2 separate regions of the Homo sapiens genome follow, and region 1 is linked to region 2. Evidence: chromatin contacts called from ENCODE POLR2A ChIA-PET data. All regions are on one chromosome and are shown on one strand. Each heading gives the region's core, a stretch centred on a gene start or an enhancer-like site at or near the end of the contact. The rest is flanking DNA. Distances are from core to core; before and after follow the strand shown.

The links. ChIA-PET counts read pairs that join two places held with the same protein, here RNA polymerase II (POLR2A).
Region 1: POLR2A ChIA-PET joins it to region 2 with 10 read pairs in OCI-LY7. The contact joins two enhancer-like sites. POLR2A ChIA-PET finds 5 or more read pairs at or near these places in 4 of 52 experiments (AG04449, HCT116, OCI-LY7 and 1 more).

Annotation. Positions count from the first base shown.
Region 1 is chr12:108,902,498-108,906,951 of GRCh38, reverse strand. No RefSeq gene overlaps it. Among named protein-coding and RNA genes, the nearest start is that of DAO, 25 kb to the right of the region's middle. Within about 2 kb of position 3,076, at least 3 of the 41 ENCODE cell types and tissues checked have a DNase peak (open chromatin) inside an H3K27ac peak, as active enhancers do.
Region 2 is chr12:108,786,519-108,790,903 of GRCh38, reverse strand. It overlaps SSH1 (slingshot protein phosphatase 1), which reads left to right. Exons shown (of 15, transcript NM_018984.4): 15 at 1,660-4,385. The coding sequence ends at 2,916. Among named protein-coding and RNA genes, the nearest start is that of MIR619, 48 kb to the left of the region's middle. Within about 2 kb of position 2,368, at least 8 of the 41 ENCODE cell types and tissues checked have a DNase peak (open chromatin) inside an H3K27ac peak, as active enhancers do.

The sequences.
Region 1 (4,454 bases), core at 1,827-4,326, 120 kb before region 2:
ACAACCCTGAAGCTCTAGAGCATCCTGAAGCACCTTCTGACTCCTCAAGGATTTGGGGGTTTCAGGCAGACTTTGGTCACTGGTGGTACCTTACTATATTTTATATTTGAATATCCACATACATCATATATAATCATTCTCTCTTTTTTGAGATGCTATGTTGCCCAGGCTGGTCTCGAACTCCTAGGCTCAATCGATCCTCCCACATCAGCCTCCCAAGTAGCTGGGATTACAGGAATGAGCCACGGTGTCTGGCAATAATCATTCTCAATTAATCAAGAATATTTTATGATGAACTACTTAAAATGCCCCAACCCCCACCATGCCAGAGAAGAGAGTGCTTTCTAAATTCATCGATAAGAAAACAATTCCACTCCCAAGAGCATCAAAACAAATAAAATACTTAGGAATAAATTTAACAAGTGCAGTGTAAGACCTACAAACTACAAAACATTGCTGAAAGAAACTGAAGATCTAAATAAATGGAGAAACATTTCATATTCATGAATCAGAAGACCTAAATTGTTAAGATGTCAATCCATACTCTCCAAATGACATATAGATTCAACACAATCCCTGTCAAACTTTCTCAGCCAGCTGGCTTATTTTGAAGAAATTGTCAAGCTGTTTTTTTTTTTGTTTTTTTTTTTTGAGACAGAGTCTTGCTCTGTCACCCAGGCTGGAGTGCAATGGTGCGATCTTGGCTCACTGCAACCTCCACCTCCTGGGTTCAAGCGATTCTCCTGTCTCAGCCTCCTGAGTAGCTGGGATTACAGGCATGTGCCACCATGCCCAGCTAATTTTTTGTATTTTTGGTAGAGACGGGGTCTCACCATGTTGCCCCTGCTGGTCTTGAGCTCCTGCCCCCAAGTGATCCACGGGCCTCAGCCTCCCAAAGTGCCGGGATTACAGGTGTGAGCCACCATGCCTAGCCTGTCAGGCTGATTTTAAACTCATACAGAAATGAAAAGGACCCAGAAGAGCCAAAACAAAAGTCTTGAAAAAGAGGAACAAAGTTGGAGGACTCACACTTCCTGATTTTAAAATGTACGAGAATGCTACGGAAATCAAGACAGTGTGGTACTAGCATAAGATAGATCTGTGGAATAGGGTCCAAAAATAAACACATACATTTATTTTTATTTTTATTATGGAGACAGCATCTTGCTCTGTCATCCAGGCTGGAGTGCAGTGGCATGATCACAGCTCACTGCAGCCTCGACTTCCCAGGCTCCAGCGATCCTCCCACCTCAGCCTCCCAAGTAGCTGGGACCACAGGTGTGCACCACCACGCCCAGCTAATTTTTGTATTTTTGGTAGAGACAGGGTTTTGCCATGTTGCCCAGGGTGGTCTCGAATTCCTGAGCTCAAGTGATCCGCCCACCTAGCCCTCCCAGTGTTGGGATTAGAGGCATGAGCCACTGTGCCTGACCAAACCCATACATTTATAGTCAACTGATTTTCCACAAAAGTGCCAAGACGATTCGATGAGGAAAGAATAGCCTTTTCTAAATTCATCAAGCTGCCAAGAATTCACTGAAAATCCAGTTGCAAATTGCCTTCAGGACAGAAGTAGCAGTGTTAGGCAAAGGAAAAGTATAACATATCCTCGAATAACTTATTTCATTACAACCTCGATGAGAAATAAAAAAAAAAAAAATCAATTCCGGCAGGGGCCACTGTCTGTGTAGAGCTTGCACGTTCTCTCCATGTCTACATGGGTGTTCTCCGGGTATCCGGTTTCCTCCCACACCCCAAAGATGTGCATGTGATATTCATTCCTGTTTTTATTTTATTTTAATTAATTTTTTAGGAGACAGAGTCTCGCTCTGTCACCCAGGCTGGAGTGCAGTGGCATGGTCTAGGCTCACTGCAACCTCCACCTCTCAGGTTCAAGCAATTCTTGTGCCTCAGCCTTCCAAGTTGCTGGGATTACAGGCATGTGCCACCACACTCGGCTAATTTTTTAGCCACGACATTAAGTGAAGACTTCCTGTGTAAAAATCAACCACTATAAAATTTACAGAACTATGTGGGTTGCAGGATTTCCCCATGATCCTTCTATTCTTAATTTTAGTATACATTTTCAAGGAGGTTCTTAGCATTTGCAGAAAGAACAAGAGGGTCATTCTGGGTCTGAATGTGGAATCTCGTGTCCCCATACAATTTTGTGAGTTCACTGTGTACTGAGTCCTATAGGATTTCTACTGACAGCTAGCCTTGGCTGGCAGGTAGGGATCATTCTCCCTAGGCCAGGTGTCCCCAACCTTTTTGGCACCAGGGACTGGTTTTGTGGAAGACAATTTTTCCACAGATGGGGTGCTGTGGGGGTGCTGTGGGGGGCAGTGGTAGTTCAGGCATTAGATTTCTCATAAGGGGCTGGGGGTGGTGGCTCATGCCTGCAATCCCAGGAGTTTGGAAGGCCAAGGTGGGTGGATCATTTGAGGTCAGGAGTTCAAGAACAGCCTGGCCAACATGGTAAAACCCTGCCTCTATTAAAAATACAAAAATCAGCCAGGCGTGGTGGCACGCACCTGTAGTCCCAATTACTTGAGAGACTGAGGCAGGAAAATCTCTTGAACCCAGGAGGTGGAGGGTTCAGTGAGCCGAGATTATGCCACTGCACTCCAGCCTGGGTGACAGAACGAGACTCAGTCTCGAAAAACAAAAAACAAAAGCAAAAAAAAAAACAAAAAGCAAATTCTCATAAGGAGCAAGCAACCTAGATCCCTCGCATGCACAGTTCACAATAGGGTTTGCACTCCTATGAGAATCTAATGCCACCGCTGATCTGACAGGAGGCAGAGTTCATGCGGTAATGCTCGCTCACCCACCACCCATGCCCTGCTGTGTGGCCCAGTTCCTAATAGGCCACAGACCATTATCAGTCCATGGCCCGGGGGTTGGGGGCCCCTGCCCTACAGAATTTTAGGCTGGATAAAGAAATCACATTGGTCAAAAACTAAATCCTGGGTCTTACTCCAAGCACCAGGAAGTGCCCTTGCCCTGGGATCCTTGTCAGAGTCCTCTCATCTTGGCCCAAATGTAGCTATGAGGAAGAGAGAGCTAGTTCCTTTTCAGTGTGCTTGCGGAGAGAGTTGAGGAAGAGGCCCAACCGATCCCTTCATAGCTACATATTCCCCACCCCGCCAACACCCCCTGCTCCCCTCCACAATTTGGATTCAGTCTTGTGTGGTAGTTGAAAGTGAAGCACTCGGCCTGGTGCGGTGGCTCACGCCTGTAATCCCAGCACCTGGGAGGCCGAGGTGGGCAGATCACAAGGTCAGGAGTTTGAGACCAGCCTGACCAACATGGTGAAACCCCGTCTCTACTGAAAACACAAAAATTAGCCGGCCATGGTGGTGCGTGCCTGTAATCTCAGCTACTCGTGAGGCTGAGGCAGGACAACTGTTTGAACCCGGGAGGCGGAGGTTGCAATGAGTCAAGATCATGCCACTGCACTCCAGCTTGTGCGACAGAGCAAGACTCTGTCGGGGGCGGGGAAAGAAAGTGAAGCACTGGAATTGCATAATTTCTGAGCCAGAATCTCTATTCTATCGCATCCCAGCTATTGACTTTAGGCTACCTTCCATCCTTTCTCTCTTTTCTTTTCTTTTCTTCTTTTCTTTCTTTCCTTCCTTCCTTCCTTCCTTCCTTCCTTCCTCTCTCTCTCCCTCCCTCCCTCTTTCCCTCCCTCCCTCCCTCTTTCTTTCTTTCTCTTTCTTTTTTTTTTTGACAGAGCCTCACTGTGTTGCCCAGGCTGGAGTGCAGTGGCATGATCTAGGCTCACTGCAACCTCCGCCTCCTAGGTTCAAGTGATTTTCCTGCCTCAGCCTCCAGAATAGCTGGGATTACAGGCACCTGCCAGCACGCCCCGCTAATTTTTTTATTTTTAGTAGAAACAGGGTTTCACCATGTTGGCCAGGCTTGTGTCGAACTCCTGACCTCAAGTGATCTACCTGCCTCGCCCTCCCAAAGTGCTGGGATTACAGGTGTAAGCCACCGCACCCGGCCAGGCTGCCTTTCTCTGCCTCAGTCTTCTCACCTATGAAATGGGATAATAGCTACCTCATGAGGCATGTGTAAGGATTAAATGAGCAATGTTTTGTAAGAGTTTAGCACAAAGTATGGTACCCAGACTGAATATATTAAGTTTTAGCTATAATAATAATTACTGGCTGGGCGCGGTGGCTCATACCTGTAATCCCAGCACTTCGGGAGGCCAAGGCAGGTGGCTCATGAGGTCAGGAGTTCACAACCAGCCTGGCCAAGATGGTGAAACCCCATCTTTACTTAAAATACAAAAATTAGCCAGGCAGGTTGGCGGGCGCCTGTAATCCCAGCTACTCTGGAAGCTGAGGCCGAGAATTGCTTGAACCTGGGAGGTGAAGGTTGCAGTGAGCTGAGATTGCGCCACTGCACTCCAGCCTGGGCGACAGAGTGAGATTCCGTCT
Region 2 (4,385 bases), core at 1,119-3,618:
TCAGTGGAAGGGTGGCCGTGCAGCCTGGTCTCCACTTCCACCCTTGCCCTGCTGCTGACTTTGTTGCCTCTGGCTTCACCTGCCCATCTCACAGGACAGCCGTGGTTCTCAAGTGGGGGCACTTGGGGTCCTGACAGATGCATTCAAGTATACAGCCAGTTTATTATTATTAACAGCATGTTATAATGCAAACAAAACTGGGCAGTTGCATCTGTCGACCTCCATAAAGCATTCCAAATCAAATACTAATTATGGATTTCCCCCACTTCCCTGCCTACCACAAAGCAAATACCCATAAAGACAGATGAGATAAAACCCTGGGCCAGGTGCAGTGGCTCACGCTTATAATCCCAGCACTTTTGGAGGCCAAGGCAGGCAGATCATCTGAGGTCAGGAGTTTGAGACCAGCATGACCAACATGGTGAAACCCTGTCTCTACTAAAAATACAAAATTAGCTGGGCATGGTGCCGCACGCCTGTAATCCCAGCACTTTGAGAGGCTGAGGCGGGCAGATCATCTGAGGTCAGGAGTTTGAGACCAGTCTGACCAACATGGTGAAACCACATCTCTACTAAAAATATTAAATTAGCTGGCTGTGGTGGTGCATGCCTGTAATCCCAGCTACTCAGGAGGCTGAGGCAGGAGAATTGCTTGAACCTGGGAGGCAGAGGTTGCAGTGAGACAAGATCACGCAATTGCACTCCACCCTGGGCAACAAGAGCGAAACTTCATTTAAAAAAAAAAAAAAACTGGAAGCCATGGCGGGGCCTTTAAGCAGGTGGGTGATGAGCCCCCTCTGGCTGTGGTCTACAGGCAGGCTGCTGGGGTAAGAGGGGAAGTTGGGATGCTGGGATCACAGTGGCTCAGAGGATGGGGCAAGGACATAAGGAGGTGTTGAGAGACAGAGCTGGCGGGGTGTAGTCGCTCACACCTGTAATCCTAGCACTTTGGGAGGCCGAGGCAGGAGGAACACTTGAGCCCAGGAGTTCGAGACCAGCCTGGGCAACATAGTAGGACCTTGTCTCTTATCTGTTTGAAAGAGAGAGAGACAGAGCCCTGTTGCCCTCCTGCCTTGTCCTGCCCTCCAGCCTACAGTCCTGTGCAGGCGGGGTGGGGTAGGGGGGTGCCCTCCTCCTTCCTGCTTTGCTTCTGGACCTGCATGCTGCTCTCTCTGGCTGGTCAACACCTGCTTGTCCCAGAAGCCTCAGCTGAAGTGTCAGTTCCTCTGGGAAGCCTTCCCTCCGCGGAGACTTAGAACTTGTCCCTCTCTCCCCTGGGACTCTTCACACAGCTTTCTAGTCCATTCCCAGGACCACTGGGTACCTGTCAGTTGGCCTGTAAGGAAGTGAAGGGTGGGGACACAGAGGCATGTGTCACGTTCACTTAGATCCTCACTGACCAAAAGGCAGGAGGGTTTCCTTAGGAAACAATGTAAACTTGTTTTCTATTGGGGTATAAAATCCACCTCAGGCCAGTGGTTATTCTCGATCAAGTGGGCTCCAGGAGGTCTGTCTGTCAGTATTAAGTGAAATGAGAGCCTCCCCTCCAGGCCTGGCCCCCAGTCCGGCCTCGCACCCCTTTCCCTGCCCACCCTCATGTTTTTGGTCTTTGGCTCATGACTGCACCGTCTCACCATGCTCTTGTCCCCTTCCTTGCAGGATGATGCTATATTTGGGATCCTTAACAAAGTGAAGCCTTCCTATAAATCCTGTGCCGACTGCATGTACCCTACAGCCAGCGGGGCTCCTGAGGCCTCCAGGGAGCGATGTGAGGACCCCAATGCTCCCGCCATCTGCACCCAGCCAGCCTTCCTACCCCACATCACGTCCTCCCCTGTGGCCCACTTGGCCAGCAGGTCCCGTGTTCCGGAGAAGCCAGCCTCTGGCCCAACCGAACCTCCCCCGTTCCTACCACCAGCAGGCTCCAGGAGGGCAGACACCAGTGGCCCTGGGGCTGGAGCTGCCCTAGAGCCACCAGCCAGCCTTTTGGAACCTTCCAGAGAGACCCCAAAAGTCCTGCCAAAGTCCCTCCTTTTGAAGAATTCTCACTGTGATAAGAACCCTCCCAGCACAGAAGTGGTAATAAAGGAAGAATCGTCACCCAAGAAAGATATGAAGCCAGCCAAGGACCTGAGGCTTCTGTTCAGTAATGAATCTGAGAAGCCGACAACCAACAGCTACCTGATGCAGCACCAGGAGTCCATCATTCAGCTGCAGAAGGCAGGCTTGGTCCGCAAGCACACCAAAGAGCTAGAGCGGCTGAAGAGCGTGCCTGCAGACCCAGCACCTCCCTCCAGGGATGGCCCTGCCAGCAGGCTGGAGGCCAGCATCCCCGAGGAGAGCCAGGATCCAGCCGCGCTCCACGAGCTGGGCCCCCTGGTTATGCCCAGCCAGGCCGGGAGTGATGAGAAGTCAGAGGCCGCCCCCGCTTCATTGGAAGGAGGCTCACTGAAGAGCCCCCCTCCTTTCTTCTACCGCCTGGACCACACCAGTAGTTTCTCAAAAGACTTTCTGAAGACCATCTGCTACACCCCCACCTCCTCTTCCATGAGCTCCAACCTGACCCGGAGCTCCAGCAGCGATAGCATCCACAGTGTCCGTGGGAAGCCCGGGCTGGTGAAGCAGCGGACACAGGAGATTGAGACCCGGCTCCGGCTGGCGGGCCTCACCGTCTCTTCCCCACTGAAGCGCTCACACTCTCTTGCCAAGCTGGGGAGTCTCACCTTCTCAACGGAAGACCTGTCCAGTGAGGCTGACCCGTCCACCGTCGCTGACTCCCAGGACACCACTTTGAGTGAATCTTCCTTCTTGCATGAGCCCCAGGGAACCCCGAGGGACCCAGCTGCAACCTCCAAACCATCAGGGAAACCCGCCCCAGAAAACTTAAAGAGCCCTTCGTGGATGAGCAAAAGCTGACCCGCCTTTTGCTGCGTCAGGCTGGGCGGATATTTTCATATGATCCCTCCCTCACTTTCACTGTGGATTTGGATCGACCCCTTACATCTTGATTTCCCTTAAACGAGTGAAGTCATCCTAACTTTTCCCCTACTCTTGCCATAGAGAGGAGGAGAAGAAACTAACCAACATGCAGCACAAGAAGGGGAGCTGTCAGTCGTGTGGCCTGGGAGAACCAGGAGCCGCCGGCCAGGAGACACAAAACTCCGCTCCCACCGTGTCTTCAAGAAGAACCATGTTTTAGGAAGAACGTGCACACATAGGCGCACACATCCAGACTGTTCCCTTCGCATCCTGCAGAAGAGTCCTGGTGGTGGCAGCCTCACCGCGGCACACGTTCTAGCTCATTCTTGGCCTCGCAGAAAACTCTCGGATGGCAACATTAAGTCCTACCTCTGTTCTCGCTGCGCTTTTTATTTTTAAAACACACGAATGACCAAGGCTTGTTCCAGGGAATAATGCTCTGTCTGAAAGCGTTTTTCCAAAAAAAGAATTTTTCGTTTTGTGTTTTGGTTGGGACCCCAGACGTGTCAAGACTTTTAACCCGACAGCCCCAAGCACTGCTGAGTAAAGTCATCAGATGAGTAGTCCCACGCTGTTGTTGAGCTGACTCTGTGCCCGAATGGTGGTGCAGGCGCCCTGTCCTGGTTGTGTTGTTACGTGTTTGACCAGCACAGGGGTCCGGTGGGGAAAATGTATGGGTTGTTCTCAGTTGTTGCTAATGCTGAAGTTTAAATCTCAAGGGGAAGGGCCCACCTGCATTGTTGAGTGTCTGCTGCTGAAACACATGATTGTGTTTAGGTTTGAAATTGCTCAAGTGTCTGGCTCAGGTGGTGGTTCTGAGACACATCGTCCTGCTGAGAGCCCAGATGCTTAGGTCCACTAGGGCCCATCTAGGGAAGGGAAAGGAGATTTCAGCGGCTTCCCCGAAAGGAACGGGACTGTCGGGATGCTTCCCGGATGTCTACAGTTGCCCCTTCCTGCAGTGAGATTACTGCTTCCTGTTTCCCTCCAGCTCTTCCCAGCAGCAGTGAGGGAGTATAAGAGGGATCTGTAGTCGCTGCCTGGCTCTGTGGGCGGCCCCTTTAAGACTCAGGTGAGCTCAGCCAGTCCCGCTGCGCCAGGCTTGAATCAAAGGTGTCAGCAAGCTAGATGTCAAAACATTTCGAGAGAGAGGCAGCTTGCAGAAAAGCAGAAAGGTTGAATTCAGGGGTCAGCAAACTATGGCATGTGGCCCCGTGAGCTAGGAATGGTTTTTCCTCTTTAAGACAGGGCCTGGCTCTGTCACCTAGGCTGGAGTACAGTAGTGCAATCATGACTCACTGCAGCATCAACCTCCCTGGCTCAAGCGATGGCTTTTACCTTTTTAAGGAGTTGTAAAAAAAAGAAATAATATGTGACAGAATTCATGTGGCCCACAAAGCCTGAGG